2 separate regions of the Mus musculus genome follow, and region 2 is linked to region 1. A link is a loop called in an ENCODE intact Hi-C map of the cell type or tissue named here. Cell type or tissue: heart. All regions are shown on one strand. Each heading gives the region's core, and the rest is flanking DNA. Links, peaks and the distances in the headings are about the cores only.

Region 1 (4,390 bases), core at 81-4,080:
CACATTCTTGTCCCTTCATACTCTCCCACTGGTCCTTCAGTGCCTGCATCTGGCACATTCTCCCGTTAGCCACACAATGTTCCCACATGCAGTTCTGAAGTCTGGACATCTGTGCCCTCTCCATGTAATTAGCTGCTAATTAATTTTTCAGTCCTGTGTTGAAACCTTGTTCTCAGGTCAAGTCCCACGACCTGTGCACCAGGGCAGGATTCCTGTCATACGCAACACCACAGCTTCATAGCAACTGCCACAGATTAAATTTTAGCAAGTGTTTACTTTGCACTCTGATTTCTTTGTTTGTTTTCTCTTTTACTTTCTATTTCTTTTGCCTATCAAGTCTACGGCATAAAGTGGGCACTAAATATCTATTGAATAAACTACATAGACTTGAACTGGTATCAGGAGGAGCCCATGACTGAACTCAGTCGCCTTCAAAATAAAGGCTGTACAAGGTGTGTGTTTCCCATGCTATTTAACTCTGTACTCCTAAAGAACAGAAACGAATGCTCTCGTTTCCTTCTAAAAACCGGACAGCCAGGTGACTGAAGAGAAAGGCTGCGTACAGGGCTCCAGGGAAGAAGGTTTAGTACGTGTCCACACTTGTCCACAAAGAGCATCCACCTTCCATCGCCTGAGTGTCATCGCCACGTGAAATGCAGGACAGGACCACTAAGGCTGTCCCTTTACATAGGGGACTAGGTGAAGCCAAGAATTCCTATGAAATTACTCTAAACATGACAAAGTTCATCCCGTGAGAAATTCATTGATTATATTTTACACAAACTGCAAATGCAATGGGCCCTCTTTCTGAATGCAGTGGCAAGGAGCTGCACTGTAACTTGCGCAGTGTATGTCACCTTTAGCGTAGTTGGTTGTTATTCCCTGATGCACCTTGCTGCCCCCGAGAAGCACAGGGAAAGGCTGCTGAGCTACAAAGTGGCTCAGTTCAAGAGCAGATCACTTGGCAAGGAAGACAACGGTCTTGGTCTCAAGAGCTGAACTTCCTGGCTCCCAGAGGACCGGGAAGTCTCCAGGAATCCCCTTTGTCATTCTTTCCCTTTCAGCACACACATATATGAAAATGTGTCTGGGCGGGTATGTATCGTGTAAGTGTACCCATATATACACACCAGCCCCCTCTTCAGCATTTCATCAGTGACTTGACGTGGAAATAGAGGAATTGTGTAGCTGGCCTTTGCTACTTTGTGGGTTCTTCTTTTTTCCACCCTTTATCCCCTCGGTTTCACTCCCTAATACTAGATAGGAGAGAAACAAGGATAGAATAAAAAGAAAGCCCTGCATCTAACTTATTTCTTTGGTTTTTCTTTGGCTATGGCTACTAACAAGCCTCAACCAACCTCCCTTAATGACCAACTACCACCTCCCCTGCATCTCGGGAGCCTAGCATCTATGCATCTTCTGGAAACTTCCCAGAATTCCAAAGGTTACACAACTGCAGAAAATTATCTGCAGTTGTCAAGACCACACTTCTGTTAGCGCACTGGGCAAGTCATAGTCAGCTGCTGTGGATAACGAAGCAGCCCCACACCCCTACACCAGGGATTAAAACAAAAGCACATTCTTATAATATTTCTGTATTTTCAAAAGAAACCAAAATCCCAGAATTCTCAAAAAATGTCACTACAGAGCTGTTTTACACTTTTAGATGAACAGAGCAGAGGAGGTTGGTGGGCTGGGGATATAGCTCAGGGTGTGCAGTATGCACTCAGCATGCACAAGACCCTAGCTTAAATCACAAATGCCCCCCAAAGTGGTGAGGGTGCTTAATATTTAGCAAAGCAGAAACAACTGTCCACCCAGTGCAGCGGAAGCTGGCGACAATACGCGTAAAGGCCAGGCCTCATGCTCTACTCAGTGCTCCATGATGGAAAGAGACATAAGCTACACTAAAAACAAAAGCCCATGCTGAGCCCCTGATGCTTGCACTTGGTATCCACACTGAACATGGGAGTGGCCAGCGACTTTTTCTAATCAAATGAATACAAGGAAGGTAAGATCTCAATTGTTGGGTCAGTTGATAACTCCCATTGGGTTAAAAGTCCTATTTGCTTACTGGCTTTTTGGAAGCAAACAGCTATGGTCGGAAGATTTAGAGACAAGAAGCTGTGGTTGACCTAAGCCAACAGCCAGCAAAAAGCCTAGCCAGTCATCACTCCAATAGCCAGCTGGAAACTGTTTCCAGCAACCACATGAACTTGGATGTCTACCCTTATCCAGTTACCTTAGTTAAACTTGCAAGCCCTAGCAGATTCATTGATTGTATCTTTGTGAAATCAGGAAGCAGAGGAAACATCTTGTCCAAGTCTGGAAACTCCCAACCCACAGAAATTTTGAGGCAATAATCATGCATTGATTTGGTAAGATTTTGGTGATGCTGTTACACAGCAAAGAAGAGCTTGGGCTGTGTCTGGTGTGAGGAATATGGCAGTAGGAGATCCTGCACAGGAAAATGACTGAAGAAAGAAAAGGCAGAGAGCATTACATAGAAACGACCAGTAGGGGGAGCCTAGAGACCGAGCAGTAAAAGCTGCCTAAGCACGGGCCTCAGACAGGGGCTGGAATTACTCGCTGGAGGCTCAGCTGCACTGGATTGAAAGGGAGGATGTTTCCAAATATTTGCAGTGTTTTCACCATGGCCAACGTCTAGATGGAAAGGAACCCGAGTAAGGAAGTAAGTGCAGCTTCTGGAAACTGCGCAGTACAGAATCAGATAGCAATGGTGAGGCTCAGCAGAGCTGGCCACACCACGGACTCCTCTATAAGCATGGAGAAAATATCCATTAAAACAACAAGACAAAGGAGACTATGAAGATATCCATGCAAGTATGGGGACTTGGCATGTGCTGGGAAGGCAGAGACACGTAATCCCTGAGGACTGCTAGGCGAGCTGTACAGGCGAGCTGGCGAGCTCCGGTCTTAGTGAGAGACGCTGTCTCCACCTACAAGGTAGAGACCGAGGAATGACAGTCAACATCTACCTTTGTCTGTTATGCCCATGTGAACACATGTATACATGCAATCATGTACATGCGCATATACACAGATGCACAAACAGATCAAAATGAAGGAGAGAGCTGAGGAAATATCTCCGTTAGCAAAGTACTCGCTATGTGAACATGACGACATGAGTTAGATCCCAAAACCCAGTTAGATGTGGTAGTTCCATGTTTGTAATCTCTGTGCCAGGGAGGCAGGAACAGGAGGCGAGATCCCTTGGGCTTGCTGGCCAGCCAGTCTGGTTTGCCTGAGTTCCAGAGACAGACCATGTCTCAAAACTCCAAGGTGGAAGATTCCTGAGGAATAACAATTGAGGTCCTCTGGCCTCCACACGTACACGTACACGTACACACATGAACGAAGTACACACATGAACGTGTACCAATGCATAAACTGCACACACTTGTGCGTGTGCACATGCTCTCTCTCTTGTGTACACACACACACACACACACACACCCCAAAATATTTACTGAGATATTCACACTCCAAACAATCACTTTAACTGGCCCAAAGGAGAGCAAAGATATGTCAACTATCCTAAACTCACAGATAATATGCTAGGCCTGGGGCCTCTGACTGCCCCAGTCTAACTACCTAACCCACCCTCAGGGGCTTCTGATAAATGACTTGTAGATTTGATTGATTGCCTAAGTCTGGGTCCAGAGGCCACAAAAGATTTGCAGAAGAGAGACCAAACAGCTGTTAGAAAACCCGAGGAGAAACACAACCAACCAACTTAAAAATTATTTCAGAAAATGTCTTGTAGAACCAGAGTCCTCCAACTAGAGCAGCTCACTTAAAATATTTTGTTTCCATCTTCTCCAGTGTCTCCATCTTTCTCTTCCCTGTTGCTTTGAATGCCTGTCTGCTTAAACGGGATGCCCTCACTGCTTCACTGTTGTCTCAGTGACTGCTTTGCAGAGTGAGTGAGTTACTGTAACAGGGCCTCAGACAGGATGAGATGTGCAATGAGATGTGCAGGCAGCAGCCAGTGGGACAGCTCTGCACTGGGGGTGGGGGTGGGGGTTGAGCATAATCTCCATACAAATGCAGCCTGCCCACTGGAGCACCACAGCAGAGCTTCCAAGGGACCCAACAAAAGGATCTGGGGACAGGAGCACTAGATAGGAGCTCGGTTACTCACTATGTATTCCTTCAAGTAGCAGCAGTGTGGGGGCAGGTGGAACTGTGTCACCAGGCAGAAAAACTGGTAAGGTCAAGTTGATGAAGGAACCGGGATTCCTGTCCTGGAACACAGTGACCACCAAGACATCCCACTAAGAGGACCAGGACAACTGGTCAGGTAGCGCAGAGCCCAGAGCTCTCCATACTAATGAGGTATTTAGATGGCTTGGACTTGAGGGCTTAG
Region 2 (4,390 bases), core at 274-4,273, 520 kb after region 1:
ACTCCGTGTGAGCATGGAGAGTGAACGCTAAGTGATGGGAGACGATGGCAATGTGTCCTTCAGCAATGACCATTCTGTTTGTTTTTAAAAATGGATGATGGAATGGTTTCCCATATTCCTCACATATTTATGATCTATATTGTGACTTACTAATGAAGTATCTACTATTGACCCGTAAGAAAGGAGGAAAGACATGATCAAGAATTCGGTTTTTTCCTTGTCTATTAGGCAGACATGAAACAGAGCACTGTTTGCTGTAATATGAAATGTGTTCTCACAAGCAGGGGAGACACAAATGCAAAATGAGAAAATGAGCAGGGATATCAAGAGCCCATTTATAGAAAAGTAAAGTCCAAGTAGGAAATAAATCCCGAGGGGAAAAAATCATAGCTAGTACAAAAAAAAAAAAAGAGTAGTAATGAACTGTGATGCTGTGTTCATCGGGTGGGCAACCGTTTACAAAGGAAACTAACCCTGCTGCTGGACATGTGGGGCAAGCCACCTTTGGCACAACTGTGAATTGCTAGTGCCTTTGGAAAGCAACTGGAGTTAGCTGCTACATACATACACATACATACATACATACATACATACATACATACACACACACACACACACACACACACACCCTTCCGTCATCTCAGGAAGTGTGCTTCTTGCTGCTCATTGGCTCTTATGGTGCAGCTCCTGACATGGAAGCAGAACCTGAAATGTTAGAACTGGGAGACTCCAGGCGTTGAGTTCTTCCTCGCTCAGGCCTGGGCAAATGATTCTAAGTGTATCCAATTTAAGACACTCTTAGAGCTTTTACAGAAGGCTGGAGCAAGGATGCATGTCTCCTCTGGTTTCAGACTTGGAAGGATTTGATCTGCTAAAAGCCACCATGACATAGAATCGGGCCGTGAATGCCCAGATCAAAGCACACGTGCGTGGTGAGCTCAGCTGTTGTGACGCAGACTCCTGCGCTGTATTCATCCGCATGCTGTGCTTCCTGCAAATGGCTCAGTCAAGACTAAACACTGTAGGGATGCTAATAGGAGTGGGAGATTTTGGCTTACAGACTACCCATAAATCTCTCTGAAACTTTCTTGGAACTGTGAGGTGTTCTGAACCCCTGCCAACCAACACTTCTGTCTTCTCTGCTTCACAGGTGTTAGTGCTGTACGAGGGTTTAAAGGTTCTCCATGCCTTCTCTGGCCCTTCCCTTTTCATCTTTTCCAACAGTGCCCTAATGGATAACCTGCATGTATTTTGGCAGATGACTCTTCGAGGACCCAAACTAACACAAACACTGCTGGAAGAGTTCTGGGACGTGGTGCTGTGTTCGCCAACACTACTTAGCCTCACTCTGAGTGATGGTTAACTGGTAACTGTAGTCTGGGAGGGTGCTTTAAAGGAGAAAGCACAGATTGGTTGACTTGAACACAGAATGGTTATAGTTCTAGAGGTTATACATCTAAGATCAAAACGGAGGCAAGGTTGGCCTCTGCTGGGGCTTCTCTAAGTTTCTCGAGTGGCGCCTTCCTGGAGCTTTTCTCACATCTCCTGGTAGCTTCTCTCGGGGCATGCAAGCCCCTGGCAGCTTTTCTTCCCATAAGGACGGAAGTATTCATAGCTTTGGATCCACTTTTATGATCACATTTAGCCATAATTTGATCCTCGAAGTCCCTGTTTCTAAACTGTAATACGGGGGATAGGACTTCAGCACATGAATATGGAGGGAACCCATTCACTCCCTCATAGTTTGTCACAGTTTGAAGGGTTTCCCTGTTGTCATTCAGCTTACTGGTTCTTTTTTTTTTTTTTTTTTTTTTTGATCAGCGTATTCTTTGTCTTTCAAAATTATTCCTGGTCCCCGCCCCACAAAATCATTCCTCGTGCTTGTACAAACCCTGCTTCCTCTCTCTTCCCTGCTTCAGAAGTAACCCCTGATCTTGCCATAGTCAAAAGCAAATGTGTGCCCATTAAAGTAGTTCCCAGGCACTTTTTTAGATTTTTGCATTGATCAGGTACAGAGTCAATATTTCCAAAAGGTGGAAATAGCCAACAAACAGAAGAAATCCTGTCCATAAATTTCAACGTGTGACAACTACTGCCACCTGTTGGTAGCAACAGTAATGGTGTGTTTTTTAGTTTAGTTTGTTGGGGACCATGGAGAGGATGGGAGGGTAAGGGTGATGTAATATCTCTGTTACTCTTTGCTGTTCCTTACCCCTCTGCCTCAGTGCAGAGCCAAGTTGAAGAATTCATTAGAATGCTTAAATAAAGGGACAAAATGCAGAGGTGTGGCTGAAGTTACAAGAACAAAGGACAGTGATGCACTTAGGGGTTAGAGTGAAGGCAAGATGCTACCAGATACCATCAGCAGGGACTACACAGAACGCTGGATCAGAAACAGCCGCTGCTCGCTGAATGAGAGCTGTGGTCTCAAGGCTGCAGAAATTCGTTTGTTTGATAGAGTAGGAGGGGGACATATATCACAATCTCTCTCCCTCTCTCTCTCTCTCTCTCTCTCTCTCTCCCCTCCATTCTTAACCCATGCCAGAGAGGCAAAGAAACTTGGGCAGTACCTCTGCGAAGGACAAGGCAGGGCAGGGAGGGATGGAGGGTGGATTTGGAGAGTTAACCAGCACTTTACCAACATAACCAGACCCATTCCTATAAACAGATGAAAATCACCTCATATTGTGCATATTTACTTTACATGTCTGATACCTATATTAACCTAAGATTAAGTTATCAAATATCTCATCTGTGATGGTGATACTCCTGTACCTCGTTACAGAGGAAATCAAAAGTATTTTTAAATAAATGAAAGAATGAATAGACTCTCATTTTCTGACTTCAGTTTAGCGTCTTGCTGGAGGGAAGGCTTAATGCAGCCTGTGTTAAGTATGAATGCTCGGTGACTTTCTATCTTGAGTTCAACATGCCAGCATTCCAATTTTGAATGATACATATATCAACAAAAGATACAAGGTAAATTCTCCTAGATCCTGGTTGTTGGTTTATGTGAGGAACAAATATGAATACCATTTTCTATGACTCTTCCCCCCCCCAGTGTGTCTTTTTGAACATAAAGTATATAGCATATTTTAAAAATAGTCTACTATATTTATCTCTAACCTGGCTAAACATTCACAACAAAGGCTATAAATGGAAGTGAAAGTCACCTTTATCTCTAAAGGCAGCAGTAAGATCAACCCCAACTGCATTCAAATGTGGCCAGACAGCTGAACTTTTAAATAAATAGCCTGTCAAAGGACAGCAGATAAACAGTACCCCATCTGCTTACAGCTTAATCAGTGGGTATTGTTATAGTCAGTGCCTACATCTCTTCTCCTAAAGACAGAAAAACTACGCTTGCAGTGACTAATGTCCTTCCCTTTCCTCTGACCATTGTAAAGGTACTATACCTGTAGAAGGTGCCTGATCGGACATTTAAGACAATCAGACAAGGATCCTCATCATGACTGTCTAATTACCATGTTGACAGAATGACAGGATCACATCAATATTTTAGTAGTATTGTCAATCTCTAAACCCTGGAGCAGTTAGTTCTCTCTCCAAATGTCACAGTCCTTGGACATTCCTCAGAAGGGTGGGGGAGAATAATGGAAATTGTTGGTACTCTGTTGTTAGAGAAAAAGGAATGTTTATAATCTACAAGGCATTTCTGGGCGTGCATATATAGCATGGAAAGGCGTTTCAGTGGAAAGCACATACATTCTGACGGACGAGTGTTGCTAAGTGCACGATTCAGCAAATGTTCCACTATATTGAGTTTCAGGCATCGGCTGAATTATATTATGGTGAGATTTGTGATTAAGGTATGTTAACTCAAAACGACAAGCAAGGGCATTTAAAGCCCACATTTCAATGAAACCTGGCAGCCCAAAAACAGCTGCCTTAAGTCCACTCCTCTAGTATTTCAAAGGAAGAATATCAACGGGTTTCTGATAGCATATGTGCCAACTGCAGAAATTCTAGAGCAGTGTGAGAGACTGTGGGTGAAAGGTCACACTGCCTTGTACAGATGGCACGTTTAATTATTAAAGAGCATTTTTCATCATTTAATCATCTCAGGCCTTGAAATAAAAGGTCTTCTTGGGTATCCTGAAGTTTATTGCAACCTAAACTCCACTCTCTGACTTGTGTGAAGCCAGTAAGTAGCATATGTTATTTCATACCCTAACTTGATTTACATTCTCATGGGAGTTGGATTTGTTTTGCAGGCAGGCTCTAAAAGACATCTCATGGGGGAAAAAAGATGAAGGTCATGTCTTTGGCAGAGAATTTTTAAATTAAATCTTTGTTTCAGTCTTAAATCTGGCTCAAATTCCACCGGAGAATGGCATCTTCTTCAAAATTACTTGTATGTCTGCTACAC

The links. Hi-C counts contacts between places; a loop is a spot of excess contacts. Peaks named below come from ENCODE experiments on the same cell type or tissue, not always from the same donor. Only the 100,000 strongest peaks of a DNase experiment are listed, where the experiment ranks them.
Region 2: a loop joins it to region 1, with 11 times the contacts of the local background. A loop is called at or near these places in 38 of 42 quality-filtered maps.

What each region holds. Positions count from the first base shown.
Region 1 is chr5:4,959,609-4,963,998 of GRCm38, forward strand. The region is part of intron 10 of Cdk14 (cyclin-dependent kinase 14); the gene reads right to left. Among named protein-coding and RNA genes, the nearest start is that of Fzd1, 200 kb to the left of the region's middle. In heart, for the core only: a CTCF peak has its summit at 2,521 (motif pointing right); a DNase peak (open chromatin) is centred at 2,573; H3K27ac peaks cover 770 bases.
Region 2 is chr5:5,479,738-5,484,127 of GRCm38, forward strand. Gm30325 (a long non-coding RNA gene) reads left to right here. Exons shown (of 5, transcript XR_868230.3): 2 at 1,259-2,120. Among named protein-coding and RNA genes, the nearest start is that of Gm30325, 2.8 kb to the left of the region's middle. In heart, for the core only: a CTCF peak has its summit at 2,097 (motif pointing left); no DNase peak of the experiment used is centred there.